Regions from separate parts of the Mus musculus genome. Here region 1 is linked to region 2. The links are chromatin loops, found by intact Hi-C in ENCODE. Cell type or tissue: left cerebral cortex. All regions are shown on one strand. Each heading gives the region's core, and the rest is flanking DNA. Links, peaks and the distances in the headings are about the cores only.

What was found. A loop is a pair of places that touch in the nucleus more often than their neighbours do. Peaks named below come from ENCODE experiments on the same cell type or tissue, not always from the same donor. Only the 100,000 strongest peaks of a DNase experiment are listed, where the experiment ranks them.
Region 1: a loop joins it to region 2, with 4 times the contacts of the local background. A loop is called at or near these places in 3 of 42 quality-filtered maps.

What each region holds. Positions count from the first base shown.
Region 1 is chr10:118,150,027-118,166,456 of GRCm38, forward strand. It overlaps Mdm1 (transformed mouse 3T3 cell double minute 1), which reads left to right. Exons shown (of 14, transcript NM_148922.3): 5 at 763-930; 6 at 1,976-2,070; 7 at 2,149-2,248; 8 at 7,169-7,344; 9 at 8,276-8,578; 10 at 9,421-9,530; 11 at 9,634-9,743; 12 at 14,175-14,421. Among named protein-coding and RNA genes, the nearest start is that of Mdm1, 16 kb to the left of the region's middle. In left cerebral cortex, for the core only: CTCF peaks have their summits at 5,202 (motif pointing right) and 6,120 (motif pointing right); a DNase peak (open chromatin) is centred at 6,124.
Region 2 is chr10:118,851,925-118,868,354 of GRCm38, forward strand. Dyrk2 (dual-specificity tyrosine-(Y)-phosphorylation regulated kinase 2) reads right to left here. Exons shown (of 3, transcript NM_001014390.2): 2 at 16,226-16,374; 3 at 7,425-9,229. The coding sequence ends at 7,628. Among named protein-coding and RNA genes, the nearest start is that of Dyrk2, 8.8 kb to the right of the region's middle. In left cerebral cortex, for the core only: no CTCF peak of the experiment used is centred there; DNase peaks (open chromatin) are centred at 5,321, 6,795, 7,931, 8,585 and 3 more places.

The sequences.
Region 1 (16,430 bases), core at 2,822-10,821, 700 kb before region 2:
CTCAAAACATAGTAACAAGTATAGACATTTGACCATTGGCTACTAATGACACACATGAAGTCAAAATGCAGGCATATACAATTTGCCTTTTTGTGTATTATAATTCAACTTTTTATGGGTTTTTGTTGGACATTAGTGGGAGGAGTGGCCCTTGGGCCTGAGGGTGTTGGATGCCCCAGTGTAGGGGAATGCCAGGGTGGGAAGGTGCAAGTAGGTGGGTGGGTGAGCAACCTCATAGAGGCAGGGGGAGGGGGATGGGATAGGGGAGTTTCTGAAAGGGAGACCTAGAAAGGGGAAAACGATTGAAATGTAAATAAGGAAAATACCCAATTTAAAAAAAAACACAAAAGACATACTATATACTAAAGACATACTATATACTAAAGACATACTATATCCTAAAGACATACTATACTAAAGACATACTATACTAAAGACATACTATATACTAAAGCTGAAATTTAAGAACACACTGAGGACCTATGAAATAGCTCAATAGGAAAACACACTTGCTGCCAGTCATGATAGCCTTTGATCCTCAGAGCTCACATGGTGGAAGAACAGACTCGTATGAGTTATCCTCTGACCTTCCTTTATACACAAGTCATAGCACACACACACACACACACATACACACACACGCACACATATACACATACACACACACATACACATACATTAAAAAAAAGATCAATTAAACACCTAAGTTCTGTACCACTTAGTAACCAACCAAAAACGTAACTGTTTTTTGTTTGTTTTAAGGTTTTCCGTAATAAAAGCCAAATTATTCCACAGTTCCAAGGCAATACATTCACCCACGAGACTGAATACAAGCGAAATTTCAAGGGTTTAACTCCAGTGAAGGAACCAAAGTCAAGAGAGTATTTGAAAGGAAACAGCAGTCTGGAGATGCTGACTCCAGTAAAGAAGGTACCCACCCACCAGCTCTGACCTCCTGCCCGAGGTCTCAGCCTCTGCATGCCTGCCTTCGTCTCCGCCTGAGGCTCTCTCTCTTCTAGCATTGATTCATTTGTTCAGTAGATGCCAGGTGGTCGTTGACTCCTTCCGTGGAGTCAGGTCCTGTGTAGACTGAGAGGACAGGATGCAGACATGCCAAGGCTCAGCAGCGCTTAGGCTGCTGGGAGACAGATACATAGATAACTAAAATTGATGCAGCATGACCGTACCTAGCAGTGCAGCAGGTAAGTCCCCCAAGTCCAACGTCAGACGACTGAGCTTACAGTAGTGTGAGCCGCAGGGCAGCAGGAGGATGGAGACGTGCATTCTAAGTAGTAGCCATTAAACAGAGCACACACTTATCTTAAGGGAAAATTTCTACTATGCTAAATTATAGTTAGTATAATTCATATCATTTACTTCAGTGAAAATAAGCCCCTGAGTTTGTGTGTGAATTTACAGGTATTCTGAGTTATGACATTAGGCTAGAGTCATCGCAGAGTGTAGAAAATGTATGACTAAAAGTGAAATTATGTACCTGTGTGTGTGTGTGTGTGTATGCATGTGTATGCACACATAACACATGCATGTACACACAGCACACACATACAGTTTTTTATTGACCTATGACATTCTTGAAGGGGAGTCTTATTTTGTATAGCAATGTGCTAATTAGCTAAGCTTCAATAACTGCAACCCTTGAATATAAATTTAAGGGCTAATTCAAAATCTCTGTTCAATATGTGGTAGCATTGTTTAATATTTTGATGGTATTTGTTAATTTTTAAATTCATCTTTAAAAAAACCCCATAAAATCAGGGATCTAAACTCCTTGGCTTCAAAACTTGTTGATTTGGGTTTGTTTGTTTGTTTGTTTGTTTGCTTTAGTAGCTAAACATCTAGAAGCAAAAATGTAGTAGAGTTTCTAGGCCTACCTTTATAACATGTATGTTTTTACTTGAATGTCTGACATCTCTAAGCATAAACACTCAAATTATTTCCATTTCAATACAATAAGGCAGATGAGCCTTTAGACTTAGAAGTAGACATGGCGTCGGAAGACTCAGACCAGTCTGTAAAGAAGCCTGCTTCATGGAGACACCAAAGGCTTGGGTACGTAGCTCACCAGGAAACGGTCATGTCTGGGTGGTCAGCTTGCTAAAATACTTACTTGCGTTCTGTCTCTCTTAGAAAAGTGAATTCTGAATATAGAGCAAAGTTCCTGAGCCCAGCCCAGTATTTCTATAAAGCTGGAGCTTGGACCCGGGTGAAGGAGAACCTGTCAAACCAGGTGAGTCTGATCGCACACGCTCTTCCGGCCGAGCCAGCCACTGCACCATGAGTTTCACTCACAGTGTGAGGATGGATGGTCCAATAGTAGCACCGCAAATCCCACCATCTTAAAATCGTAGTTGTCACCTTACCGGTGTGTGTACTGTTTTTATAGCAGTGACCCCGTGGAGATTGACATTGGTTATTAAAGTCATTTTTTTAAAGCCATGAAGTATCTGATAGTTCTAATGAGTTCAGTTTGCAGGATGATAGCCTTCTTGGTTGGGTCCTCATGCCATCCAGACCTCAGACTTTGAACTGAAGGTTCTCTCTATCAATAATGAATGTTCCAGGAAGATTGCTACAGTGTGCACCCCTGCATCATGTAGGAAAGGGGTGTGTGCAGCTTGAGGTTCAAGTTCTACTCTTGGGGTGTCCTGATGTAGCAGAGAAGCTGGGGCTCTGAAGATTGGGCAGAGGAGAGGACAGTTATAGCCTCCTGCTGAGAAGCGGGGCTTCTAGTCAAAGGATAAATGGTAGAAAGTCTATATTACTGTATAATTCGTGTCTTAAAACTGTTATCTGGACACTTTTCAGCCCTTCTCATGTGCACAAGCTAAATTAAACCGTTTTTGGGGTTGGATTGTATAATAACAGATATTCTTTTCTGTCTATCTTTCCAAAGAGGGTAGATTGGGTCTGGTCTTTGTGAGCTGCTGGTTCCGTGAGACAAGTAGCCTTGCTACACCCTCCTCAGCGCTCTGCCTCAAGGGGCTCTCTGACTTTTCTCACTGCAGCCACACCCTTCTCAGCGCTCTGTTTCAGGGGGCTTCCAGACTTTTCCACTGCAGCTACTCTCAGAACTGTCTACCCAAGCCTCACCCAGACTGTGCGGGACAGGAGCAGCTAGCCCAGCCCAGGCTGCGCAGGACAGGAGCAGCTAGCCCAGCCCAGACTGCACAGGACAGGAGCAGCTAGCCCAGCCCAGGCTGCACAGGGCAGGAGCAGCTAGCCCAGCCCAGGCTGCACAGGACAGGAGCAGCTAGCCCAGCCCAGGCTGCACAGGACAGGAGCAGCTAGCCCAGCCCAGACTGCACAGGACAGGAGCAGCTAGCCCAGCCCAGGCTGCACAGGACAGGAGCAGCTCCTGGTCATCTGGGCATTTGTCCATTCACTCTGGTAAAATCAAGTAAAAAGTTTGAGTTTCACAAGCAGCCATAATGGAAAAAGGACTGAATCCCCTAGGCTCTTGCACAGTTGAGTAATATTCTAGGCCTTGGCAAAGAGATTATTTCTGGGGGATTGGGCAGGGCAGGAGAAAACGGGAACACTGAAGCATGTGGCTGAAGAGGGCCAGTGGACAGGTCTGAGAAAGCTGCGTTGGGAAGAGCCTTGGCTAGTGTACGGTCTCTTCAGACTGAGGTGAGTTGGTATTTAGGCCTCACCGTTTAGCCCAGGGAGGGCTGGAGATGTTGAAGTCAGGCGGAATGCTCTGTTGTCCCAGGGAGGAGGGTGCTGTGCTGTAATGTAGAGGCTGCGTTCTCAGTTTCACCCGATGTGATATCTCCATGCTGTAACCTTCTCATAGATGTATTAGTTGCTACTGGAAGTTTATAAATTAGGGTGAAATTTGCATTAGCCTTTTATCAAAAAACCAAAACTTAAGTTGGCAAAAGGAGGACATAGCAATTCTCAGAGAAGCCAGTGATCAGTTTTTTTTTTAAAGATTTATTTATTATTATATCTAAGTACACTGTAGCTGTCTTCAGACACTCCAGAAGAGGGCGTCAGATCTCATTACAGATGGTTGTGAGCCACCATGTGGTTGCTGGGATTTGAACTCAGGACCTTCGGAAGAACAGTCAGTGCTCTTTACCTCTGAGCCATCTCTCCAGCCCCAGTGATCAGTTATTAACCAAGTTATAAACATTTAATAGGGGCCATGTTTTGGCTAAATACTAGATTTTTTCCCCTGGACTACTGTTTGTGGTATATGGCTGATACTGAGTGACCTGAATATCAAGTATTCTGCCATCTTCTCCCTGCCCCCAGCATTTTTTGGCATGTGTTTTATGTATGTGTGGTGTGTGCAGTGTGCATACATGGCTGTGCACGTGGAGGCCACAGGTGGAGCTGCTTGCTAGCTTACTTTTTGTGACAGCATGTCTCACAGAACCCAGATCTCACTGATAGGCTGTGTGCCTGGCTACTGAGCCATGGCCTCCTTTACCTTCCAGTGCTGGAATTATGCAGGGGGTGAGAGGGCAAGCGCTGTCACCCACTGAGCCGTCTCTCCAGCCACAATCCTATCACTGACACACTCTCTGCTCATAGTTCAGATACTAACTTCATTTCCTTTTAAATTGTCTACATGCTACACTTTGGGAATCTGTTTTTAGCAAAGCTACTGGGTGTTCTGTCTTAAGTCCTGTGTACTTACTAGTGGAATAGACATCCTGTGTGAGCTGGTTTTGATTGTGGCTATGTATCCCACACCTGCATCATTTCAGTTACACACTGCTGCTTTATAATGGTCATATAAGACTGCCTTTAATAATGGAATCTGTTCTAAGTTAATTTGGTTTTTGAAAAGGGTCTAACCTTAGCCTCATAGCAGTCCTCCTGCCTCAGCCTCTCCCATGCAGGCTTAACAGGTGTGTGTCAGGATGGCTCGCTGGCATGTACGTCTTTTTGGCTTGGTTATTGATGTGACTCTTGAGGCCAGTTAGGACTTTGATTCTAGATAAAGTGCTGCATTTGAGATCCACCCTGTAACCTGACAGATGCTGTAAGGACCAGGTGTAAGATTTCGCCTCATTCATTCTTGCTGTTTTCTGAATTCGATTTTTCCGCACGTAAATTTTAAATGATTCAGTTCAAATTGGGAAAAAGAATTCAGTAATGAAAGCATTCTACTTATAGTGTTTAGATTGTGCGCGTGTGTTTGCATGTGTGTTCATGTGCCTGTGCCCATGGAGGCCAGAAGAGGGCATTGTATCCCTAGGAACTGGAGTTATAGCCAGCTGTAAGTCACTTAATGTGGGCGCTGAGAGCTGAACTGGTTCTGTGTAGGAGCAGCAAGTGCTTTTAGCCTCTGAGCCATCTCTCTCTCCTTGGCTTATAAAATATCCCATCATTGGGTGACGTTGTTGGGAATAATGCATTCTTATCCTTTATAGCAGTCCTGGTCACTGGCCCTAGGGGTCATTTCTGAAATCTACACTCAAATTCTCCCTCTTGCCAGTAGAGGACCTTACTTTGAGAGACAGTTTTTTATCTTTGTTTAGGATTATAGACACTTAAATATAAAACTGAGTGTTAGCATTTTTAGGAAGGATGGCTAATGAAGACTTGTAAAAGCATTGGAGTTCATAGGTCATTAATAAATAGAACTGAATAGGCATACAGAAAGTGCCTGCACTCTGTCCTTTCTAAATGGCTATGGGCTCTTCCCCCATTCTCAGTCTTTAAGCACACGGAGCTCCTGTGTGAACAGGACGCAGCCTCCTTGTCTGTCTTTCCACTGCTCAGCATGGAAGGCTGTGTTGATTGGAGCCCTTTGAACCGGCCCTTCAGTTCATGTCCTTGTTTGTCTGCTAGGACACAGGTTGTGGCAGTGCTGGGTGGCAGTTTACACACTGCTGCTGAAGAATGAGGCCCTGATGGAATACGTAAAACATCTCTCCCTGTGAAGGCCAAACTATTAACTAAAATAGTTGAGGGATAAAAGATTATACACAAGGGTAGGAACTCTGTTTTTTAAAATATAGTTATTAATAGCAACAAATGTGGCTAAATATAATAACATTTAAAGCAGAATTGTAACAAGTCAGCTTTTTTTTTTTTTTTTTTTTTGCACTGTATTGGTGCATTTAGAGAAACCAGCAGGTGGCAGTGTTATGTATAAAATAAAAAGGTTTCCAATGGTAGTTGGGTTCTTTTCATATAAAAGTACATGATTTGCAAATTAGAGAATTCAAAGTATTTTATAGTTCCTCATGATTTAAAAAAAATCTTTTTTGTTGACTATATCACTATTATTTGGAAGGTATTTATTTTCATTTATATAGTGTATTTTTGTTTGTTTTGTTTGTTCTTGTTTTTGTCTTTTTTTTTTTTAACTTGAGGTTTTGCTGACTTCAAGAGATTTGGAGAAAGAATCTCACAGTAGTTAGTGGGGTCTTGTGTAATAGGAGAGGCTGGCAGAGAGCTGGGGGATTAAGCTAGACTAGGAGTCACTGGCATGGAGCCACTCTTCTAGAGATGGAGAGCAAGGAATAGCAGTCAGTTACCTATCAGTAGCACCATCACAGCCAGAGATGGGGAGAGAGGGATGACAATCAATTACCTATCACCAGCACCACAGCCTCGCAAGAGCGTGGCTGGTCCTCGAGCAGTGCTAAGATGTCTTGGTTACTGAGTTCACGATTACTAAGGATACAAGAAATTTAATTGTATTGACAAGTTGGTATCTATTTAGAAGGAAGAATAATAAGGTTCAGTATCTCATTGATTCCCATTAATACTCATGTATGGCATTAACCTGTCATTAAGTGTGTCTCTGTATTCCTCCCCTAGGGTTCTCTAAATGCCATGTGGTATGCAGAGGTTGGTTGCTTTTGAGTTCTTAAAAACTATAATAATGCATAGAATACTTGTGTAATTTCAGTTGGAGTAAAAAAGTATTTGTCAAAATTGTTCTTAGCTACTACAAATGTCTCCTTGCCTAGTAGTTTGGAATAAATTAGCTGCATTATGCTTTTGCTTAATTGTTTTAATATCTGCTGAAACGCATAGTCTGATGAGTGTATGTGGCTGTTATTTTGCCTGCCTTTCTCATTGGACTGTGGCTGTATCCTGCTTTGGCTTTCTTATGTACTTGTCGGTGTTTATAAAAGATCCTTGGCAATAAAGGAAGGCACCTGAACTCTCTGCGTAGGTTAAGGAGCTCCGAGAAAAGGCCGAATCTTACAGGAAGCGAGTTCAGGGGACACATTTTTCTCGGGACCATCTGAACCAGATTATGTCGGACAGCAACTGCTGTTGGGACGTCTCCTCAGTCACAAGCTCGGAAGGCACCGTCAGTAGCAACATCCGAGCACTGGATCTTGCTGGGTGAGATGTTCTTTGTGGAAAGTGAGAAGGCTGTGTTATAGCTTGTGTGCATCATAGGATGATGTAGGAAAATGACCCAGCTAACTCACAATCTGCTGTTTAGCCAGATGGGTCTCTTATTTCATTATTTAAAACTTATTCTCTGTGGTAAATGTAGCTATATTATACTTGCTTTTTGTGTTTCTGTATGACTAATAAATAACTCTGGGCAGCTAACTTTTGTAATATTCTTTGTAACAACAGAACTAGATAAGATAGATGTAAAAGAACTTTAAGAAGTAATGAGCAGCCATAAAAACTTATGAAAATATAAGTGAGTGATATATATCCATTATCATTCATTAATGAATTTTGTGGCTCTTGTGGAACTGGGCCTCTAGATGTAGAGAATTCTCTGCTGTTTTAAATTTTAAACTGAGCACTATTTAACTATTTGTAAGGGAAATTATACATTGATTTGTAGCTAATAAAGTAGAGCATTCTCATATAGTCACATATACCTCATTCATTTATAAATTCTACTATGTGATCTTGCTTTAAAAGTTCACAAAATACTCTTTAATAATATTTTGGAAAGATGAATCTAAAACATAAAAATTTGAATCTGCGTACTTGTGCATGAATATGAGTTTAGTTATGACAAATTTGCCTCGTTGGAGTTAGTCCTTATCATTTTGAGGGTAACGTTTTACCCTTTTGTCACCAGAAGTGCAAGTGTAAGTGTGTGAAGTAGGTAACTATTACTTTTTGGAATATTTAGTGGACACTTGGGTAGAGCTTTCTCTTGCTCTATTGCACAATAACTTCACTACCCAGAGAAGGCCTTCAGTATGGAAACGAAGAGACAGGAAGTCTCACACTCGCTAACCCAGGATAAACTGAGACACTCAAATGCAGATTTGCAATAAATTTTTTTTTTTTTGAAATGCAGAGACCTTACAAACCACAGGACCCCCCAGAAACACCCTCCTACCAAACTAGAAGAAAGAAAAGTTGCCTCGGGAGAGCAGCCCCTGAAAAACTCCACCAGGAGACTGGAGATGCCAGAGCCTGCCGCCTCGGTCAGGAGGAAGCTGGCTTGGGATGCTGAGGAGAGCACGAAGGAAGACACCCAGGAGGAGCCCAGGGCGGAGGAGGACGGGAGAGAGGAGAGAGGACAGGACAAGCAGACCTGTGCGGTAGAGCTGGAGAAACCGGACACACAGACACCCAAGGCAGACAGACTGACAGAAGGGTGAGACCTAAGTTCCTCAGCGTATAGGACATTCTAGTACGTGACGGATGCGTATGTGCTGTCACTGGGTACACGGTTGCACCGGCAGCTCTGTGACTAGCAAGGAGCAGTGACATAGGTGCTGCCACATGGAGTGTGCTGGGATCACACAGAGTGCGATGGAGCACTGGAGCACTGTGCTCTGCGAGGGGCAGTCAGTTCTCACATGCGTCCTGTGCTGAGGATTCGCCAGATTTGTAGCGTGTCAGGTAGGATGACTTCACAGGGGAAGCTGGGATTCATGAATATCAGGTGCTTCTGTCAAGAAAGAAAGGCCACTCCCTTGTAATATTTTTAAAGTGGTTTCTGAAAATGGCCAACAAGGGCGGTTTCATGTGCAGACCGCTTTAGAGGAGTGGCTCTTTGCCTTTGTTGACAGTCCACTTTGTCTGTAGCCAAGCCCTTTGTTCGTTCATGGATGCAGGCGATGGGAACTCGTGCTGACTAACTGGACGCCGTCTTCCTTATGGATGGCTGGTGTACAGTGATCTCCCCTCCTTTCTAGGCTTGGCTTCGCTAACTCCTTATGGATTGAGAAGTTTTAAAAGGATTGTTTTTTAGTCGAGACTTCCCTATATAGCCAGAGCTGGCTTGGAACTCATGACTCTCCTGAGGCTGCGTCCTAAACACTGGGTCATAGGCTCCCTCCATGAGGGAGCCTGAATTTTTTTTTTCTTCAGAAACAAAACTAGACTTCTCTTAGATGGTTTATGTTTTCTTACTGTGCTACTTAACGGTAACGAGACAGTTTTGATTAAATTTTCTGGAAGAAAGGCTTCCTAATAAATTGTCTCACTTTCTAGGTCGGAGACATCTTCTGTTTCCTCAGGGAAGGGAGGCAGGCTTCCTACACCGAGGCTGAGAGAACTCGGTATCCAGCGGACGCACCATGATCTCACGACGCCAGCTGTTGGTAATGGACAAACCCTGCAACCTGTCATCCGCCCTTTTAGAATGTAGCTTAGTGTGACCGACACTTAGTGTGACCGACATGTGCTTTCCATGGGGTCTTCCAGGTGGCGCAGTCTTAGTGTCTCCATCTAAAGTGAAGCCACCAGGCCTCGAGCAGAGGAGGAGAGCGTCCTCCCAAGATGGCTTAGAAACTCTGAAGAAAGACATTACTAAGGTAGCTATTTGTATTTCAGAGGAAAACCTCGTCTTGCGTCTCCATCGTCTCGTGATAAATGACATGTAGGCTCAGACTTCAGAAGACCCCACCGGTTGCATGGAGGAGTATCCCTATTAGCTCTCAGTAAGGCAAGACCAAGGCACTGGGACTTCTTTGCTTATTTAGTTGCTCTTGCCATTGTGTTGCTGCTGATAAGCATTCACAGGTTCTTAGTGTGACTCGTCAGGAAGGAAGAACAATACAGTCTGTTGTCTGCTAGTTGTGTTCCAGCCACATTCCAGGCACTGTGTAGCACTGGAGATAAAAGCTAAGACCAGGACTCATCCAGCCATCAGCCTAGCAGGGGGCAAAGCCACGGTCATGATATTGGAGGTAAAACACATCAGGTAGGTGTCAGTGCCATGAGAAAAACAGGCAGGGGGTGAGCAGGAAGTGATCAGGGAGGTCCTTACCAGCAAGGGTGTGAATAGAATCTGGAAAAGATGCAGGACTGATCTGGGCATGGGAGATGGTGTTTTGGACAAAGAGAACAGAGATGCAGAGTCTCTGAGGTGAGAGGACCAGTCATGTGTTCTTGTGTCAGGAACAGAGACTTGTCTGGGTGATGGGTTTTGAGACGTAGTGCTGTGCTAAATTGTGTAGGGCTTCGTAGAGCATGGGAACAGCACACATGTTTTTCCCAGTGAGACGGGAGGCTCGGAAGGGCAGAGCAGTGACTTGATTTGGCTCATATATACACACACATATGCACACACATATGCATATATATACATGTTTGCACACACACATACACACACACACACACACTATTAAACAGGTATTCGAAGACTTGGGCAATCCAGGGAATAAATATTTATGGAGAATGGGTGGAGACACATCTGGGTCCGAGGATTTAGTATTAGGGAAGTGAGAAGTAACCAGAAGGAGGAGAATATCAGTGACGTAGTGAGAGTCAGCAGTGACGTCAGAGAGAAAGGAGCATCAAGAGGCTGCACTATAACTTGGTGGTGGAATGTGTATGTCTACTGTGCATGGGGCCCTGGGTTCAATCCTCAGTACTGCCAGCTAAAATAGATAATAGATGATAGATAGATAGATAGATAGATAGATAGATAGATAGATAGATAGATAGATAGATAGAATCTCCATTCTGGAGAAGGCTCAATTACTAAGAGTGCTTGCTGCTCTTTCAGAGGACCAGACTTTGGCTCCTAGCACCCAAGTGAAATGGCTAACTCCAGCCCCTGGGGATCTAGTGCCCTCTTCTGGCCTCTGGTATTATTTCCATAAATGGCATTCATAAGTACACACACACACACACACACACACACACACACACACGAAAAGTGAGTGTTGGTGCTAAGTCAGTAGGGATGAGACTTTGTCAGAATCTTGTAAAAGCTAAGCATGCAAGAGATTGAAGAGAAAAGACAGGCTGAGTCAGGGACACCTCTGTGGGTTTGCTTGTTTGTAATTGGTAGTGGTAGGAGTTGATCCTATGGTGGTGGGTGTGGTTGGCAAATGCTGCACAATTGGCTGCATTCCCAGCCTCCAGATACAAGTCATTCAAGATCTCTGTCCAAGAAAGGAAGCAAAGAGCAGTGGGTGTCTGGTGAGACTGACGTGCGCCATCTGTAGTGTGTGGTGTTTGCTACCCCACCTTAACTTAAGCTCTGAGAATGGGCTGCACTGCCAGCCCCTGCCCAGGCTCCCTTAGATCTGAGGATGAAACACACACACACCCCACATTGTTCAAAGCCAACCTGTCTTATTGGCTTAATTGCTGGGCACTTGTAATCTACTGCAGCTAGTGTGCCCTTCCCAATATTCTTAGTGCAATACCCTAAATCCACCCTCAGCTTCAGTTGCTCAGTTACTTTTAGTCCCAGCTCAACACCCTAATCTCCCACCTAGAGGAGCAGCCTAAGGTCGCTCCCGGAAAGATCTCACGTGGCCGCTCACCTTTTCCTCGCCCAACACACTGTAAAAGTTCCTCACCTCCCCTGTAGGGACCTGGAAGTCCCACTTCCTTCCTTCCTCCCTCCCAGCAGTCCCTGCACTTCAGTTCTCTGAGGGGCTCCCAACACCATCCGAATGACACCCATCTGAGACATCCTTACTGATAGATCAAGACCCAATTCTGTTTTAACATCAGACCCACCCCCTACAAGTGCTCATCTGTTGATGAAGGTAATCGTACAGAAAAGTTTCACACACATGCTGTGTATTTCTATCATACTTAGTCCTCATTGCCCTCTCCTGCTCACCTCCTACTCGCCTCCTTCCTCCAGCTAATGTCCTTTCCAGTCTGCCCTTCCTTCTCTCTCCTTTCCTCCTCCTTACCCCTGTTGTTTTGGTGAGGCCCCACAGTGTTCTATTAGGGTTTGAGTAGAGTTTGTACAGGAGCCCTGCTGCCTACCAGTCATGCTTACTGAACTAAAATGTCTCTCCCTTCCCAGAGTCCATGACTGCTTACACATCCCCCACAGCTACCACAGTGTACTTGTGAGTCCCCAAGGGAGAGTGCTGAGTGTGTGTGTGTGTAAGAGAGAGAGAGAGACAGAGAGACAGAGAGAGACAGAGAGAGAGAGAGAGAGGAGAAAGAAGAGGAGGAGGAGGAAAAGGAGAAAGTGTGTGGGTGGATCTACAGGGAAGAGTGGGAGGAAATAAGACTGGAAAGGTGGGTAGGGTGAGGAGTTTGTGTGTTGTCCTGATGTCGTTGGCAGCCCCTCGGAGATCTGAAGTGCAAAAGCCAGTGTGTTTGACTCAGAGAAAATCAAGTCACTGCTGCTCATGAAACTCTTTCTTCAAGGAGCGTTGGAAGAGTGTGCCAGCAAAGGCTTGAGGTTCGGAGCTAGACCAGTCAGTTTGCTTAAGCCTGAGGATCCCTTCAGTTAAAATGTTTGTCTTATTCAGCTCCTTTTAACAGGAGTGAAACCAAGATGGCAGAGTGTCCAAGCCATATGGGAAGAAAAACAAAGCGCTTTTCAGTGTGACTTGTAACTTATTAAGTGTAAAGGAGAAAGAGGAAGCAAATGGGAGATTTCTGTTCTTTTCCTGGACCTTACATTCTCTTGGGAGGAAGCCCTCAGCTCAGCTCTTTGGTCACAGAGCCTTCTTGTGTTTGGAAACTGTCAATGTCATATCCATGGGCTCAGATGAGGACTCTATAGGAGTCCAAGCAATGACTAAGACTGTTGTGCCTGTGTGTGACTTTGCTACGTTGCCACCTATCAAAAAATACCATTGGCCAGGCAGTGGTGGTTCATGGCTTTAATCCCAGCACTTGGGAGGCAGAGGCAGAGGCAGGTGGTTCTCTGAGTTTCGAGGCCAGCCTGGTCTACGGAGCTTGTTCCAGCATAGCCAGGGCTACACAGAGAAACCCTGTTTCAACATCCCCAGCCCCACCCCTCCATCCAACAAAGGAGAAAGGAGTTTAGTCATGGGGGCTCAGGGTCAAGCTGCATTGTTGCTGTGGAAAGTTGAAAATATGGACGAGAGAGAAAGGACTGTTCTCCCATAGACGCTGTGGCGAGGGTCGCTGTGGGCTCCTGAGGGTCTTGTGGCAGTGTGGACATAAGTGGTAGTCTACAGGCAAGGCTTCACAATCGGTTTTCCCCTCTTGCTTCTTGTATGCTAGCTCTGTTTGAGCTCGTGTACATCGTTCTCTGTTGGCTTGATTCTTACTGCGCTCGCAGTGCACACACTTTTGCATCCTTAGGCATCACTCACTCTCATGGCAGAATGGATGCTAGCTATCGTTCAGAAGTTTTAAACCAGACGCTATTGTTCAAATACAATTTTCAGATTTGTGTCATTTCATTTTTATTTGAACAATCTAAAGCTACATTTTGGTTCATTCAGTGTTATCATCTCATCTAAGCGTTCCCAAGTATTAACACAGTTCAAGTAGACACAGTTGCAGAGTTGTGAAGCGTAGGCTGTGGTTTGCTGGACTTTGAAAGACCGGAAGGACCCTGTCTTTCTTCTTCTTTGTCATATCTGCATATTATATTCAATTTAGTTAATTTCTACAGTCTGGTAAGTGAACATTACTACTTCAGTGCTTTTATTCTGTGGTTTAAAAGGCTAGTGAGGTAGACTGTCACTCCATTTATATCCATCTGAATCACTTCCATATGCCCCTTTCTGCTTCGTAATGAGACCTACTGCTATTGCTCTAGGGGTCTCTGTTAGTGTAATCATAACTCTGTTGATGTCTCCGCATACATTGTCATTCAGTGCACTGTTAATGTACATTTTACTGTCCTAAAATGTACACAGGGCTGTTCTCTGTCGGTGGTTAAGCCGTCTCTCCAGGGACACTGTCTCTTCCCCCACACCTTCTGTGACGTGTGACTGGTTACATCTGAATGTTGATCCGTTCTTTACTTTTGGACACACGTGTGCGTCTTTTTTGTCATCCAGAAAGGAAAACCCCGTCCCATGTCTCTGTTGACTTCTCCGGCTGCTGGCATGAAGACAGTTGATCCCCTGCCTCTGCGAGAAGACTGTGAAGCCAATGTGCTCAGATTTGCTGATACTCTTCCTGTTTCGAAAATTTTGGACCGTCAGCCCAGCACCCCTGGGCAGCTGCCTCCATGTGCCCCGCCTTACTGTCATCCGTCCAGCAGGATCCAGGGCCGTCTGCGAGACCCTGAGTTTCAGCACAACAGTAAGTATTTGGTTTTCATTTCTTATCTCTTAAAAAGAAAAGTATTATACTGATAGATCCGTGCTATAAGAGGAACCACTTGCTGGCAAGCTCTGTTAGGTGTTTTTCTTTTTCTCTTTTCTTTTGTCTTTTTCATTTATAATAGACTCCCCTTCCTTCCCCCTCTCCCTCCCTCTCTCCCCTCTTTCTCCTTTATTTTTAATTTCCGTGCTGGGTTTCTGTGAGTGGAGCAGATTTCACTGGACTGTGCTGCTGCGCCCAGGTTCACAGTTCACTCCATGCAGTGAAAGGCACATCCGGGTCTTACCAAGGGACGCAGGAGGCTGGCCGGGTGTTGTGGGAAACAGTAAAGAAGAACCACCGAGCCCCCCTGCGCTCCCTCCAGCTTCTCTTGCCCTCCAACGCTCTGCAGGACCAGAGTTCCCTTCCCTGCCCGCCAGCCCCACACAGCAACCGTCCATCCCGCAGTCAGATGCCACAGCACCCAGCAACCCGGTTAGAAACAAAACTCTAGACGCTTATAATTAACAAGTCAGATTTATAGATCAATAAATTCTCAGTTCACAAGATGCCCACACAGTAATTTCAGAACCAAGTGATAATGGTATAAGCTGCCCACCTAGATTAGAAGGTTATCCCAATTGCTCTATCCTTTATGATGTCATATCCACCTGTGGCTGTTTAAAGCCATGCTGGCTCAGGATCTTCTTCCTGTCCATGCTCCATCTTGCTTTTCCTCTCTTAAGCCGCTGCTCTGTCCCTGCAACTCTTAGCACCGCCTCCCTTTTCCCTGTCCAATCACAGGCCTCCTGCTGCACTAATATTTTAATGTAATTGGACAGGGAAAATCCTGTCACAGCCAGGTGCCAGTGGTGCTTCTTTTTCAGGCAGGACAACAAAAACTGCCCCTGGACATTGCCTGGTGTTGCTCGGATGTGGAATTCAAGATTTGCACATTCGAGGAAATTCTGGTTTCCTTAGGTTTTGTTAGACATTGCTCTGCTGTTTGGTGTCTCCCTCTGTCACAGCTGGGAATTCTCCGGCAGCTTTTGCCCTGTCACTTTTGTATGTGGTGGCTGCTCTCTGATGGCTTTGGGATTGTCTTTATGATCATGCAAACGTTACTGCCACTTTACAGTGCTGCTTCTTGGAAGTGGGTGTCTCCCCACTCATTCTGCTGGTGCCCCGTGGGCCTTTCCACCAGATCAGCTCCTCTCTGACTCTGACGCTTTCTTGAGCAGTAATTTCAGAAGCTTGTAGTTGTTGCACTCCTGGGCGAGGCAGTTACCCAGCTGGGCAAACTCGGAGAAGATGATGTGTTCTAGCCAGTGCATAGAGAGCTTTCCAGAGTTCCCTGCTTCATCTTACCGTCACTACAGCTCCAGAGGAGACTGAGCGATCTCCAACACCCCTTAGCCCCCAACCCACACCCCCATCACCTGGGGCCAGACACAGGGTGCTGCTTCTCAGTTTCTCCACTCTGCTGGCATAAGACTTATGCCCCTCAGGTGTTCCGTGTTTCTCTCCCCCTCTTGCTTTCCATTCTCCAGCTTGGTTACTCTTTCCTAGGCTTTTGTTTCCTTTGTTCTGTGAACTTCTGCTGCCTCTCTAAATGTGTATATTGAGTTTTCGCTTCTCAATAGAAGCTTACTTTGTCTCTTTGAAGTTACATCAATGTTCTCATTGGACAAAATTCTAGGCACCTAGCCATAATATATGTACTTGCTAAACATATGACATTTACCCAGTGGCCCTGTGATGTCATAGTTTCCATTAATATACAAACGTAACTGATACACTTTCTCATGACTTACTTTCGTGACTAGTTTACTGATTTGCTGTGTCACATCACCTGAGATTGGGCAGTGTATCACGAACAGAGATGAGTGTCTCATGGCACTAGAAGCTGGGAAGTGCCCGACAGAGGGGCTGGCATCTAGTGGAGGTGTCCTTGCTGCGTCGTCTCCTGGCAGGAAGTGGAGAGAAGGAGGGACAGACCCTCCCTGATA
Region 2 (16,430 bases), core at 4,803-12,802:
AAGAGAGGCCTGCAGGGAAGAGAGGGGCAGGAGAGGAGTCTAGCCTGGGAGAGTATGTTTGCTGGTGAGTTGGGTTTAGCTGGTCTTTACAAACTTACCCTTGGCCTGTGTGTGTATATGTCCAATGATCTCTTTAAACCTGAAAGCTGCCCGAAGTTCTTTTCAATGGACGAGTAAGTGGGATTTCACTCAAAGGCTTCAACAAGTCTTCAGCAAAGTCTAGTGTTCAGCCGCACTTCACACTTGAACCAAGCACAGTCATCTTCGATTCTCTCTGAACAAACGGGGTATCTCAGTCGACGTTGATTCCAGGAAGCAAACTCGAAATACCTGCAGCTACTTCTGATGCACCAACACCTGCTACTTCTATTTTCATACTCTGCATCCCCATCCATCTTCATCAGATACCCCCCACCCCCAGCCCTGCCCAGCCCAGCCCAGCCCAGCCCAGCCCAGCCCAACCCAGCCCAGCCCAGCCCCCACCCCGCCCGTGCCATTTCCTATGGAACCTTTCTTAATCGACTGCTCTTTCAGTCTTCTACAGACAGCCAAGGAGAGCCCATTTCCTTGTGAAACTTTCTTCTCCTGAAGATCCCTCAGTCACATCCTTGCACCCGAGATAAAGGACATAAAACTTCACATCACCCACAGACGAGGCTTGGCCCGGTTTGGCACGTGAGCATTGCAGCTTAGTCTCACACCAAGGTCCTCACTCTCTGGGCTCCACAAGGGCCATCCTTCGGCTGCTTGCTCAACGTCATGTCACCACCCACTCTTCCTCAGAAAAAGCTATTTCCTTGAGAAGCCACCCAGGACCTATACAACACAGGACGCCCGCTCTGCCGTCGTACGCATGCTCACTGCCACGTGCGTCTCCTTCACGCTTTCATTAGATTAGCCGTTCTCTGTTCATTCAATCACGTTTGCCTTCACAATCAGCCTAAAAACTCCCCAAAGACAGGATCCGTGTCTATTTTGTTGGATATTTTCTATTTCTAGTGCCTGGGATCCAACTTCACATGTAGGCATTTAGTAAGGACTTGGCAGACGAATGTGGTCTGCAACAGATGTTAAAAGGATTCTATGACTTCAGTGTCTTTCTTCTTAAATGTAAGCATGCTCAGGACAAAAGCCCAGTAATTCTAATCCTAGAGAAAGGGGAAAATAAATAGGGCATTAACTTTTGGGGACAAAGATCACAAATGAGCCCATGTTATTTGTATGCTTATTTACTAAAAGTCTAGATAAACTGCTTATAATCAATTACATAGTGTTCCTGCAAACAACTGAAAACGTCAATTTTTATTAAATGATCTAATTCATGGACTTTGGTTTTATAAAGGAGACTTCATTTCTACCAATGAATAAATGAATAAATGGGTCTCGATATTTAAAGCTTCTCAAATGTAGGAGGTAAGTAACCTGTTATAGAAAGCAAGGAAAGACACGATCTTTTAGTTTGTAAAAACTGGTTTATTTACAATTTGGTATTTTAAAACTGTATCTGAAATGATATGTGTATATATATATATACATATATATATATATATATATATATATATATATATATATATATACCCATCCCTGGGAAGTAATCTATATTTATTTAAATATGGAGGCAAAGGGTAGAAAATCTGAATAAATCTTAAGAGATTTATCTATTGCTACCAATCTGTGAATTTTAACTTTTAGTCCCCTGAGAATTAATGTGTCAAAAATATTTTCATACACTCAAATATAAAGGAATAAAAAAAAGTTCAAGACCACAGGAAATAATGAACAGAGAGCTATAGTCACCCATCGCATAAATGACCACATACCCCACTTCTGCCAATTAAGGGGTGTGTGTGCAGCTGCATCTAAATCTGCAGGTAGAGCTAAAGAGACTAAAATGTTCTAGTCTTCAATATTTTTGTGGTGTCTCCATTGAAAAGATAGCCTCAGACATTGGTGGCTAGCAAACCTCTCTTCTTCCCAGTCTTCTCCCCTCTGTTTTTACAAAGCCTCTTTGGTATCATTCATTTCATTTTCTTCAGCATCAGCTGGGGATAATTATAGCTCAGAGGAGTGCGTAAGGATGAAGGATGCTCCTGTGACACTGTGGGATCTGCAGGGAGCTTTCTCCCCTTTGTGGGGAGAGCTGCTCCTACATGCTGCCAAACGCAATACAATCACACCTCTTCCAGTCCTTACCACAGCCAGCTAACACTTCAGAAGAACCACCACTCATTCTTGATTTACTAAACTTCCGAGACTCAGAAAAATCGGCCATTCCCGTCTCCCTCGCAGTTAATGAGGATGCAACCACGGCCGATCCGTTAAGTCGAAGAGGAAAGCAAATAAACCAAGCACTTGGCATGAAGACGCGATTCTCTCATGCACACACAGCACAGTGGTCAGATTTTCTTTGGGGAGGGGCTTCTGTCAGTGGTGACAAGTGTTTATTTGTGTTAAGTCTGAAGGAAAAGAGGTGTAATTCAAACTAGAAGAAACAGGTGAGACAAAGCAAAGCCACAGATACCCGTGGTTTCGGGTCTCTTCTAAAGCCCTTCCTTAACAGAACAGTAAGCGAAGCCAGCGCTAACAAGGGGCATTCTCTAAGGCTGGTTTGAAAGCAGCATTGAAGTTCCTTATTTCTGAATTCTTATTTGTATACTTGCTGGTTCCAAAAAGGTAACCAGTTCTAGAGACTCAAACAGAATATAGCCTTAATTGACTTCAGAACAAACTTAGATTTGGTAAGAGTGGTGGTAACTGGTCTTTACTGAGTCAGACCTGGGTGCCGTGGGCCTGCTTGGGTTTTCATATACATCATGTTCATTGGTTTTGCTCTCGTTTGGTGGATTCTGTGGTTGACTGGTTCTGTGTGTTGCGCTTTTACACCGGATGTGGAATAAGCAGCAAGCAAGATAAATCTGAAGACCTTTGTACTGGGCTTAGGAATCGCATGCTCCCTTCCTTTGGCACATGCTACTGACTGTGGATAAGGCACCGGAAGCCGCTTGCTTGTTGCCATTGGCAAGTAAGCCAGAAATCGGTGTTCAGTGTGATAACTCGACACATCTTGAGTTAGATGTTCAGTGTGTTAACTCAACACATCTTGAGTTAGATGCAGCTCACAAGCCTTATTTCCTGGCCCAAGCATGTCAGGAGACACCAAAACCCCAAAATGTGAGCCAGGGAAAATCATAAAATTAGCAAAAGCATGCACATTTCTGAAAGCCTGGGGTAGATAGGAGAGCATCTTCAGATAACGGACCTGAAGGGTCCACAGGGAAGAGTGAGGAATATCAGGAAAGACCTGAGCACCCTGCTCCCCTCCAGCCTGAAGGATAAAAGGATTCGAAGCTCTAGTATAGGATATGGGATGTAGCAGATACCATATAAAGAAAAATTAACATGAAATTACCAAAGAGAAATAGAAGTATCTAAAGAGCTCTGATTTAGTAGGGGGGGGGGGTTCTTCCTAAAACCTCATAAAACCAACAAGAACAAAAAAAAAACAAAAAAAAGAAAAGAAAAACCCTCAGAATCTGCATATTTCTAGTGAAGAAATAACACAAGGTTTTAAGGACGCAAGCCACCTGCCATGCAAAAGAGTCTCCCCAGGTTTAACAAACCAGGAAGAATCATACGAGAAATAGGGTGAGATTCCAGTTAGAAAAAGGGGTGAGATGTAAGGTAGGACATTAAAATTTTATTCTGAAATTATCTCTGGCCACAACAATAAAATTTAACAAATAATTCACTAAACAGTCTTACTTCTGCTCTGGCTGTACAATGCATACAGTATCATAGAACTGGTCGCTAGGGTTCAGACCCACTACAACACTTCCCATGTCAAGTGGCAACAGCAGCATCTCACAGAAATCTGTACATACATATATACACAGTCCACATTCAACCATTTCACATATTTTCAGTACACACAGTTGCAGCATTAATACAGTCACGTGTCTAAGGTGTTGCTCGATAAAAAACCCAAGCCCCCGCCTAGACATAACTGCAGCAGTTGAGCTGATATAATTACAATGTATCGTATATATGTCCATAGCAGAGAGATGTACAAGCCCCTAAAAACAGAGTCCACAAATACTTTTTTTTTAATGCTACCACAGCATTATGTTGGGCAATATTAAAACCTTTACCAACCGAATCCGTTGATTTTTTTTATTATTATTTTTTATTTTAAAAAAAATCTTCTGTTACCAGAAATAGTCTTGATGAAAAAAATTACAAAAAATGAATGTTCTCTTTTAAAATAATTCGCGCTTTTAAGATTCCAATATGGCCCAATGCTACTGATGCCTAAAGTGTTTTCTGACATTCTGATGGAGTCGTCTAACAGGACCCCACACCGCCCAGTAAGTTTAAAAGTGGCTTAAGTGTCATGCACCCAAATTGTAAAAATCCCTGGCCATCCTTACTGGAGCCAGGCACATAAAAAAAAGGAATGCACTTTGGTTCATACCAAATGCCCTGGGATTAACCAATCACACTATAAAATTAAATGGTTTGAGGTAAATTTTTACAAATACAGTTGATTTTTTTTTGTCTAGTGTTAGCATAACAACAAAAAAGTTATCGTTAAAAAATCAGTCTGATGTTAAGATACAACAAAGACCATCTTTAACCTCTTAAACGTGGGAATTCCTGGCGTAACTAACCAATAGTTATCTTGCTCAGCATCCAGTGACAATTCACGCCTTATGGTTTCTATTAAGGCCTATAAATCTAGATATTTAAGACAGATGTTATCTCCGCAGAGGTGGCATCCCTCTTTACTACCTCTCATTCAAAGAGTTAAAGAGGCCAAAAATGCATGCCCTGTAACATGGCATTCAGAACAAAAGGCACATTATTAACACTAAGGGCACAATTTCTCCTCTACGATGTTAATCTATGCTGCCCTGCGTCCCTCCGTGTTCCACGGTTGTGCTAAGAACACTCTGGTAGTGCAAGAAACAGAGCCAAGTGAGACTGCAACCAAAGACAAGACTACACTGTGCTATTCCTAAATCTGAAAACAGCTGAGACATCCCTAGACAATGGTAACCTGTGAGACCTGTTTCCAAGCCAACTCCTAGTCGCTATCAGAGCCCTTTACTTAGGTGAAGATCATGAAGAGGCAACAGTTTCATTTTAGACACAATAGTTAAATAAGATTCTCCTCAAAGCAGCGGTATCAGTAAATGCTGACACGGTTTTTGTGAATAAAGGAAATTTCACTGTAGTCCCGGGAGGAGGGTGGGGGGAGAGAAGGAAACAAAAGCCTTGTAGCACATGATGGTTCCATATATGGGTAAAGCTCCTCACAAAAGTTCCGCTGGCATCTACGAAGAACCAGTTTTGTGTGGTGGGGGAAAGGCAAACCATCTTAGTCCACTTCTAAACTGTTGCAAGTACAGTGAGGTTCTAGGGGAGTGAGTAACCTTAGACTCAGGCTCAGGCAGCAACCAAGTGAGAACAGAAGAAGGGAGCCTGGCGGGGAGGGGAAATAGTGTCCATTTTTAAAAATTTATTTTAATGACCTAAAGACAATAACCATCGTTAAGAGGCTCATAGCTTTATAAAGTCCCCAGACCGACTCTTTATACTTCTTATGCCTTTAAGCCAAAGTTTTAAAAATAAATACAGCATTTTTAAGCCCTCTAAGCCACTGATTGGGGGTGCTGTCACATGGGCATCTTTATGTAACTTATTGACATATTATTGCACTTCACAGATTACACAGAACTGTGTATAGTATGCTAAAGAGTTTGACTAGGGGAAATAAGCTATAATTGCTAAGTACAGGGGTACAAATTAATTTATCAATGACATCCTTAAATAGTAAAGCAAACATCGATATTACTAACTTATTAATAAGCTAATCTTATTACTGATTTTTGGCAAATATTTGAAATAATTCCTGAGCATATTTTTCCACCATCAACTGGCAAAGCCTCAAGATAAGAAAAATGTTTTATTCAAAATGACACTTTCTATTTTTTTCTTTTTTTTTCTTTTTTTTTTAAGTAAGAGAAAACATAGAATTAAAAAAACTTAACCGGAAACTTTCTTGGCCTCGCTGGGGACCGTGCTTTAAGTACTTGTAAATCGATTTACAGGCAATACAATAATATCTGTGCATATAAAAGATTATTTATCCTAATTTTTACTATCCAAAACCTATTGTCCAAACAGGCAGAAATCTTTCTCTATTAAATTGCACATACTAAAAAATTCTTTCCACGTGCCTTGAAATTGATATATATCACTGTTCATACATTAGTGATAAAATACTGAAATTTTCACTGTGAAAATAATTATTATTCAGAGAAGAAAATATTCTTTTACCTAACTCTCAGTTACTCTCTCAGGTAAAGCGTCATTCCCCACAAAAACACTCAGTGCGATTCAAAAGAAAAAGTCAACTCAACAGAGGAATAGTGTTTTTCCTGGGGCTCTTCTAGTGAATCAGAGAATAAGTCAGGCCATTTAACTTGACATTGGAATTTCTCCTCCCTTTGCAACCCCTATTCTTTCTAACGAAAGAGTTGATGCTTCCCCAGGCTAAGGGAACCTCTGTGGCACCTGCAGTGTGAACTGACTCCAGTCTAGGCGGCTAACTCTTCTTTGGAACTACGCAAATCCCCACCTCAGGTAGCTAGGCCGATGTTCTTTTGGGGTACAAAACTGTAGACAGAATGGCAGCTGAAATGTCTCTCTGTGTTATTGGTCTGGGATGGACAAAAAAGACAGACTAAACGCAGGCAACAGATGTGTGTGGTGGAAGAGGAGCGAACAAGAGAAAAGGCAGCAGGGAACACTGTGGGGGAGGGGGAGTCCTTAAAATTAGGTGCAAAAGCAATTCCGTAACCAGAAGGCTTCCTGATTATGACAGCCCGCCATCATCCTAGTGCCTCGGGAGGAACGGACACATCTCAGTTTCCACTTATCCACTAAATGCGGCTCGGTGGCTTAAGCACATCAGAATGTTAAGTGGGCAGTTGAAAGCGGGCAATCCTATTTTGTAATCATTTGAACAGACCGTGAGGAAAAAAAGAAAATCTCGAAAGTGCAGTTTTCCTTAGAGATTTTTCACCCCGGCCCCCCTTCTCCCTCCTCCACTCTGACCCAGATTAATTTATGAAAAATGGAGGCAAGGCGGGCTGCTTCCGTGTGAACCTGGAGCCAGGAGAGAGGAGGGGGGCCTCAGGGGACCACCTCCCTGGGGAGTGGGACGAAAACCACGAAAACAGAGTGAATGTGTTTGACCAATCTGTAAATGTGTGACAGTCATGAAGAATCAATGGCCTGCCACCAATGTGATTTCTCTGCCACACTAAATACAGTAAGGCTCATCGTACTTTTAGAAACACAAGGAAGGAAAACAAACAAAAAAACAAAAACCAAAAACAAAAACAGTTTCAGAAAGTATAAAAACTTAAAGCATTGTCCCCATGTATTTTATAAAAACAAAACAGTCTTACATCAAGTGCTGAAAAGATACAAATGAGTCGAGTTATTGAGCAAATAAAAACAGGTCTGAGCTACACTTTTTCAACCCAGTAAGGCTCAGCTATAACGCGGTTCTCTCTCTCTCTCTCTCTCTTCAGATTGCCAGCATCAGGGGGACTGGAGCTCAGCTAACGAGTTTCGGCAACACTGTCCTCTGCTGAATATTCCCATTGGCATCTGTCATCTGTGCCAAGTTAGTCCTCAGCTTGGAAGCTGAACTGGAGGGTGGAGGTAACTTGGAAATGGAGGTGATAGCACCAGTACTCTCTGTGACCCTCTTCACCGCTGTCTTCTCTCCGGTCGGAGGCTTTGGCAAGCGCCTCCTAAGCCACGGGTGCCGCAAAGCCTGGCCCGGGGTCATGCGGACCGCGGGATCCCACTCCAAACACTGTTTTAAGAAGTCAAGGAAAAGAGGGTCATCGCATCCCTTCAGTGCGTTCCCCCACTCTCTGCTCTCTGGCGGACCCCTTAGTTTCCCTCTCCGGGATCGGCCCCCGTTGAGGACCACAGAGCCATCTGAAAGAGTCGTAACTGTGCAGTATCGGGGGTAACCCTTGGAGCTCACGAAATTTTTGGCTCGTTTGGAAGCATCCAGGAGTTTCTGAGAGGGCATGCCCAAAAGCTCGATCATACAAGCCAGCTGGTCCCCTTCATCCTCCCCAGGCAAGAGGGGGTAACCCGTCAGGAGTTCCGCGAGGATGCAACCCAGGCTCCACATGTCTATGGGCATGCCATACCTGGCTCCGAGGATCACTTCCGGAGCCCGGTAAAAGCGTGACTGGATGTACGTGTAGACGCGTTGGTGCTCGTAACAACTGGAGCCAAAGTCAATCACTTTAATACTGCTTCGACCCTGCTGCTTTAACAAAATGTTCTCGGGCTTAAGGTCACAGTGGATTATTCTGTTCTTGTGCAAAGCATCCAAGCACTGCAGAATGGAGTGGGCAAACTTGCGCACCAGAGGCAGGCTGAAGCCCTGGAACTTATTCTTCTTGATGAGCTCATAGAGGTTCATGCTCAGCAACTCGAACGTCATGCAGATGTGGTTGCGGAAGGTGAAGTTCTCCAGCATGTGGATGACGTTCATAGTGTTGTCCTTGTCCTGCTTCCGTAGGTGTTCCAAGATCCGGATCTCCTCGGCCGCCTGCCTGTGGAAGCGCTTCTCGTTCCGCACCATCTTCAGGGCCACGTGCTGGTGGACTTTGTGGTCATAGGCCTTGACCACCTGCCCAAAGCTCCCCTTCCCGATGACCTTGAGGACCTCGTACCTGTAAGCCACGTGATCATGGGGCACCTGCACGTACGATCCCTGGTCGTCGTCATAACCACCATTGTTGGGTCCACCGGTCATGCCTTGGCGTTTCTTTGCATTTGGACCCAAGAAGTATATTTCAGGGTAGCTAAAAATCTCATGGTGTTCGAAGGCTGTGAGTTTTTGCATGTATTGCTTCATCGCTTGTTCGGGCGTCATGGGGGAGGCTTTTACCTTCCCCATGCCTTCCATGGACTTCAGAGAGGTGGAGCTGCCCTGCCGTCGGTGAATGCTCTCCAGCTGCCGCTCGGGCACCCCAGGCAAGCCTGTCTTGCCCACCGTCGTAAGCCCATTGGGCTGTGTTGTGAGCACTGTCCTTTTGTTACTATTATCCTCGAACAGCTGCTGAACCTGGATCTGTCCGTGGCTGTTGAGGTGGAGGTGGTCATTCATGGTGTGCTTACTGCCGCCAATCTGGAATGCAGACAAAAAGCATCAACAGAAAGGAAGGGGGGGGCACCCCGCGTCTCTCCAAGGATGACTTTTGAAAAGTCCCTGTTAACCCATTCCCATCTTTACAATATCCAATTTGGTGTGAACAAAGTCACATCTGGTTTTACAACATGGAAGCCGTTCCATGAACATACACCAGCAGAGAGAATGAGTAGGCTGGTTATAGGCAAGACAGTAATAAAAATAAAAAGTAGACTGGGCGGGGTTAGGATACATAGGACAGCCCCAAGAATGCCAGTCCTACATAGCCCAGGTCCTTGGAGTAAGTTTTCCTGGAGCAAGGATCAAGCGTTCATGTTACCATCCTGCACCTAGTGTTTAATAACAGGCCTGGCCCATGGCGGGTGTTTGGAGCCATATCTGATCTGGAAATGAAACAGACAAAGCACAAAGAAGTGCCATCTACCCTGCTGCCCACGCCCAGACCACAGTGCCTCCCACATTTCATCTAGGCATTCTTTATTTACACGAGGACAGGGAATCACATTTGTCCAGTGCTCTTTTACGTATCTAGATCTCCTCCCCAAACACGTTGTTTCCTTCTTCCCTGGAAGTTATAATTGACCTTGGAGAGCACACATAGCAACAAGCAAAATATGCTTCTATTGACAGAGTCTCCCATAGATACGTGTGCCCTGGTTATCTCGCGAACTTCAAACCTGTTGTTTACAGTTTCTGGGTGTTGGTGGCTTTATAATCAGTTAAGGTCATTCTGTCCAACAAACTGAGCAACTTGCCATTCAGTTTGGGGCCTCTGGTCCACAGCTCAGTACCCATGCATGGGTTTGTACAGGCTGCTGGGATACTCAGCTTTCCAACACAGAATAATGTGACATTGAGACTCCCACCATGGCAGGATCTACAATCACCTAAGAGACAAACCTCTGCTCATGTCCCTTAAAGAGCTTCTAGATTGGGTTAACTGAGGTGGGAGGATCCAACCTATACATGGCTGCACTTTTCCACTGGCTGGGGTTCCAGACTGGATGAGCAAAGCGAGCCAAACCCTATCATGCTCCCCCATCGGCTTCCAGCCAGCAGGGGCAGTGTGACCAGCTGCCTCAGGTTCCTGCCACCATGTCTTCATGCCATGACAGTATAGCCCTCCTTAAATTGCCAGCCAAAATAAACCCTTCCTCCTTTAGATGATTCTTGCCAGGTATTTGCTCAAAGCAAAGGAAACAGTAACTAAGACGAATACAAAGTAGCAGTTTCTATTTCTGGCACACATGTCATCCCAGAATAGTCTCATCTAAACAAAACTTGACAGGGCAAAGGAAGAGCCCTCCGTTTCCCATCCTGAATCGGCTTGGGATTTCCTTCGAGCAGCCTGCTGGTGGATTCTCACTTGATACCTCAAAGAATCAACTTGTCACCATAATCTACCCCACTCTTTCAGTGTTAGTAAGGGACAGGCTACAAAGTGCTGGGAACTGTGCCCACTGGAGATTTACAGTAAATAGGATGAGTCCTAGTTCCTCAGCGCTAAGTCCTCTGTTTTGGGTTATTCATACTCCTGAAAGAACAGACGCACTCTGTAGGGTGGCACGGGAATTCAAGAAACGGTTTGGGAGCAGCTGGATTATAGAATGGAATCACACGATCTTCATTGTTTTGTTTTGTTTTGTTTTGTTTTTGAACTGACAAACAGCAAGCATAATGACCATCTATGGAGTGAGACTCTGCTTACTTGCTTACTTCCTTCTAAAACAGAAGGAAGCCAGCACTCGCGACTATGACTTTACAGAATCAAGAATTTTATTCCTCAGAGAGACTTTCAGCAGATTTCTCTTATGGAACCCGCAGATGATGCTCCATGCATCCAAGGCGACTGTATGTTCTACTAAGGGAGGTGCTATCTTTTTCGACTTCAAAAGCAAGGCAGACCACAAAATGCACCAGAAAAGCTTTGCACAGATAAAAAGGCAACACAGGCTTGTTTGTCCTTCCCTTCCTTTCCCCGGGTTCTTAAGACCCCAGAGTTAGCCAAGAACTTGCTAACAAGTGCTAGCCTTAGGGTGGGGGAAACCAGTGCTGGCACTGCCTGCCTCTGAAGTGCTGGGTGCTGCCCTGCTCCACTGTGCCCCAGTCTACGCACTGCATTTCTTCCAAAGCTCCATTCATCTCTGAGCCCTCTTTCCTCTGCAGTCTTTAAAACACCAGGAATGAAAAGGACTCAGGATTTGAAATCTGTCTCTTCAGGGCCAGAGGGGGACTCCTTCAGGTCTACCCCCACCGCCGCCATCCAGATCGATACTCTACGACTCGAGAGCCACATGAAGGATAAAAATCAACCTTGGGATTTGTAAAGGTTCCTAAAATGCTACCACCATAAAAGTTTTTGAGCATCAAGATTTTACTCCGGCTTATGTTATTATAATGACTTTTTGTATAATCCAAAAACCAAAACATTCTAATATTTTAGTGGCCAGAAGTGAAAGAGGTTGCCCATCAATTGGTCCACCATGTCTCTCTCCAGCTGTCTGCTCTCAGCATCCTTTTGCAGGATCTGCTATGTCCCTTTGCTGACAGGTGGGTGCAAGCTTCCGTTCTCTTGCCGTTTCACTCCAATAATTTCCTAGGCAGTGCTGAGCACAGCTGGCATGTCCGGAGCGCCTCTCGTTGGCTGGAGCCTACCAGGTCTCCTCTTGCAGACATGCCTATCCATCCCTGCCTCCTGGACTCCAGCCCTTTCCGCTCAGCTACTAATGAGTTTCTGCTCCCACGAGCAACTCAAACAAACTCCTAACTTTTCTTTATAGAGCCAAATGTTTTCTTGTTATCGTAATCCCAACTTTAAAACAAACAAATAAGCACCGACGACGACGACGAAAACAAAAAACAAAACAAAACAAAACAAACAAACAAACAAAATCCCTTCTCTTTCCAAATAATCACTCTGGCTGAATCCCTGGGAGTCCCTGACAGTGTACACCTGCGACCCTCCTCTGCCTCTGCACCCTTCCCACTCCCGGGAAGCCTCCTGTGTCCAACCCCTCACACCCTTTCTAAGAGTTACATCTGGCCGTACACTGCTTGTTTTCACTGGGACAACTGAGGTGGCTATGCAGGCCCAGACGCACCCTGCTTCATAGCCTAAACTCTTCAAATCCTTCTCCATAGTCTTTTCTAGAGTTGGCATGCACACGCTGTCTGTCTGACACTGCCCTTGCTTTTCTTGTGGCCCACGGCTACATCCCACCACCAGAGCCAATGCCTGCAGTAAGAACGCATCTGGCCTGAGCTCTTCCAAGTCTGATCTATCCATCTCAGAGGAACAAGGCTGAACTCCCAAGACCCAGGGATCCTGTGCATTTTCACACCCTCTCTTGTTGATGGAAACAGTTTTCTAAGAGCCCAGAGATTTTCACCCGTCAAGTGAGTGCAGTGCCCACAGTTACTGTGTGACCCTGGGCTGTTTACTTAATCTCTCAGAACTGCAGTGTCCTTGTGTATAAAAAGGTCCCAAGCTACCTCATTAGGGATATTAGGGAGATTAGAGGGGTTACACGTGGAAAGTGTTGGGTATAGTCCTGAGCAGTGCCAGCTATGACCACAGCCCTTTTCAGACTTGGAATCGCCTTCTTACCAATGTTCATATGATAAACTCCTATTCATTCTTCAAAACCCAGGGCTCTCATGTCCTCTGATTATTCAATTCCCCCTCCCCCCACCCCACACCTACAGTACCATTCACAGCTTCATTTCACTCTGGTTTGACAAAAAAAAAATCACACCTATATATCCAGCTGCTGAGAAATTACAGGAGAGGGTCACCTCTAATTTTTAAGCCCTCGACAACATAAACTCAGGTCCACAGTGGGAATTTAATGAATACCTCCCGGCTAGAAGCGCGCACATCAAGAAATGTCTCTCAGAGTCATTCTTCAGCGATGGTGTTTGCATCTTCAAAAGAAAACATGAAGTCAACACTGAGGGAGTTGGGAAATATCCCAAGAGGCCCAAGTCACAAGATCTCGCTGTGCCTCCGAGGCAAAGGACAGCTGGTTAAAAAGTACCTGAGGTAGACATCTTAACAACACCCCAGAGCCTTACACATTCCAGGAGTTAAAGATATTTACTTGAAGTTTCCAGGAAGAAGAAGAAGCCTGAAATCCCAACCAAAATCAAATGCACAAAACTGACACATGGAGGACTAGGGGGAGGGGCACCCAGAAAGGCCAGACAAGCCAGGACCAGATCATAAACATAAGAACACTGAAAACTCTTCACTCTCACCTCAGCCTCTTGAAGTCAGCGACCATGGGTTGGCCCTATTTGCTAAAATACTACAATGGGTCACATTCAAGAATACAAGCTGACACTAACTAAAGGTGATGGTCCAACTCCCCAGAAATGCATGCATTAACGTGGAGAGACCCATAAAGCCCTCCTGGGAACATGCAATGTTTTAGTATTGAAAATTCTATCCGACAACAAAGGCTAAGAAGTCTGCCACTTCATCACCCTCTCGCGATACCAAAATGGCAAGCAACAGATGCTCCTCGTGCTAAGACTTCTGGGAGTTTTAAAGCCTCCCCAAATCATCTTAGAAATGATGTGTGCTGTTATGGGAAGAAAACCGTGGAGGTTAAAAAATAAAATCACTGATGAATAATTTAAGCATTAAAAGTTATAAGGATATATACCAATATCTTGGAATCTATAGAAATTAAAAGTTTTCAAAAATTTTATCATCGCCCATATATTATTATTATTTTTTAAAGCCAATGAGAATTGAGATATTTATTGGTTTTACTTTTAGGACAAGCTGACCCAAACTAAATTGCTCTAGTATACAATAAACGTCATACAAAAAAAAGAAAGCAAACTACCATGGGAAATTCCAAAGTTCATAATCCTGTCATGTGTTTAAGGGAGAAAGGGCCCCCCTGCTCTGCTCATTTTTCTTCCTGCCCTTTCTTTCTCCCTCTGCCATTCCTCCACAGTTCCTCCCAGGGGTAACTGCTCCAGAAACAAACACATAAACACTTTTGAAAATGTGGAATATTGGGACTCTGGATCTGTAAAGGTTCTAGTATTTATAATTAAGCTAATACTGGTTCCCAGAACTAGTAGTCCCAAATAGTACATTAAACGAAGACTCGGGAGGGTGTGTGACTCGGCAATACACATCAGAGTTGCCTCTGGACTCCTGACAGCTCAGTTAACCTGTGGAGTCTGCCTCCTCAGGTAAACACACAGAGGAGCCAGATCAACTCTGTGCTCCTTAATGCCTGATCTGGGAAACCTGCAATGTTACACAAACCAAGTCGAAAGTAACATTTGAAATACAAAGCTTCACTTTCAAAACGGAGCATCCAAGGATGCAGAGTAGCCGAAGTTCACCCTTCAACTACAAACAGCCATGTCACACACAGGTCACAAAGCACAGGCGTCTATCCCGAAATCGCCTTCATGGCCTTTCCTCTCTGATGCCACACAGGCTATTCTGCTAGTGACAACTTCTCCTTCACCCGGTTCCATGACATATTTCAACCGCAAAGAAGTTCTGATCAGGCTAAGGCCATCCTTACAAAAACTGGGAAACCAGAGGCAAACTGAATTATTTCTTTTCCAGTTCACACCATGTAACATGAGCACACCAACACATGGGGGAGGGGGAGCTGGGGGGAGGGGGATGGACGCTGTATTTTCCAAACTGTCAGATGATTCAAAACCAGCCAAAACCACAAAAAATCCAAACCTCTAAAACCAATGGCTGTTCCTTTGTAGGATGCCCTTGTGGCAATCACATCCCTACTAACTGCAGGCTCTCTTTCCCAGCAACAGTACAACCCAGATGAGTTAATTCTGTGTATGTCCAGCCCCTAGGATAGACCCACAAGAAAAACAGAGAGAATAACAAAACATGTCTATGAGATTATCTACCTCTCTTATATGTCTCCATTACAAACAACTAAAGTCCACCTTCTTCTCATCTCCTGTGATAAGCAAGTTTCAGTCACACATGATTCCCCACCCCCCTCCCCCAGAGATGCTCCCTGCAGGCCACAAACCATGGGTGGGTGCTCTCAACCAACTTTCACTTGGTAACAAAATCCTATGCCCTGCAAGCAACCTCACATAGAAACCATCCTAGGTTGCTCACGCTCCCAGAGAGCCTTTGGGAAAGAGACCTTTGAAACCACCACCTTCTGCAAGCGCACACCTCCTCTAGGCTCCAGGTCACCATCCAAAGGCCATCGCTGGGAGCCGAGGAAAGGTACATTCTGAAGTCACATCCAGCTTGCCAGTCTCTACAGCTACCAGTCCCAGGCTCCGCTCTCCTCCCCAGGGACTCAAGGGACAGCCCTTGTCAGGTGCCCTTCCTTTGCCACCTACAAAGCAAAGCCCAGTCTTTCCTTTTGAGCAATATCCACGTTGAGAATCCTGCGGGGGGGGGGGGGTTGTTTTGTTTTGACTACTGCTGTAGCTCTTATTTTTGTTAATGTTAATTACAATTTCTGCTGTGCTCAAACCTGTAGCTCTCATAAAACATGCTTACACACGCGGGGGACAATTGGCGGGTGCTCCCTGCTGGCTGGAGCCAGGCCTCGGAGGCTCTTTGGGGGATCGATTTTCCGGGCAGGGTAGGCTAGCTGTCCCCTAACACATACGTTTCTATAAATATCCACTACCCCTGGGGTTGGGAGTAGATGTTTACCGGGTCGGGGGGGAAGGGAGCTCTGAGAAGCAGAGATGAAAAAAGGGGGAGGGGGCGCAAGGAGGAAGTTCCCAGGAAAAGGAGCCTGGGGTGGGCGAGCACCAGAGGGAAGCAAGGGGCCCACGCCACGAATCTCCTTTGTGGCAGCAGCTCGGGGCTCGCCCAAGTTGCAGAGGGCGGCGTCGAGGACAGGCCCCTGCTAGGGGCGTGGAGATTCGGCCCTCTCTTCCCACAGTCGGAACCCAACAAGCCAGGGGTCTGCCTGGCGCCCACCCGAAGCCAGGTCTCACCGTGTGGGCTGTAGTGGTAGCGTTGCTGGCCCGGAGAGGCGGCAGGGCGATGGGGGAGGGCGGGCCGGTCCCCACTCCGCTTCGGGGAGCCCCCGCGCCGATCCCCGGGGAAGCCTGAAGCTGGCGAACGGCGGTGTCCCCTCCTCGGCCTGGGAGCCACGCGCGGGAGGAGACAAAAGAGGGTCAGGGTGGGGGAAGAGAGCCA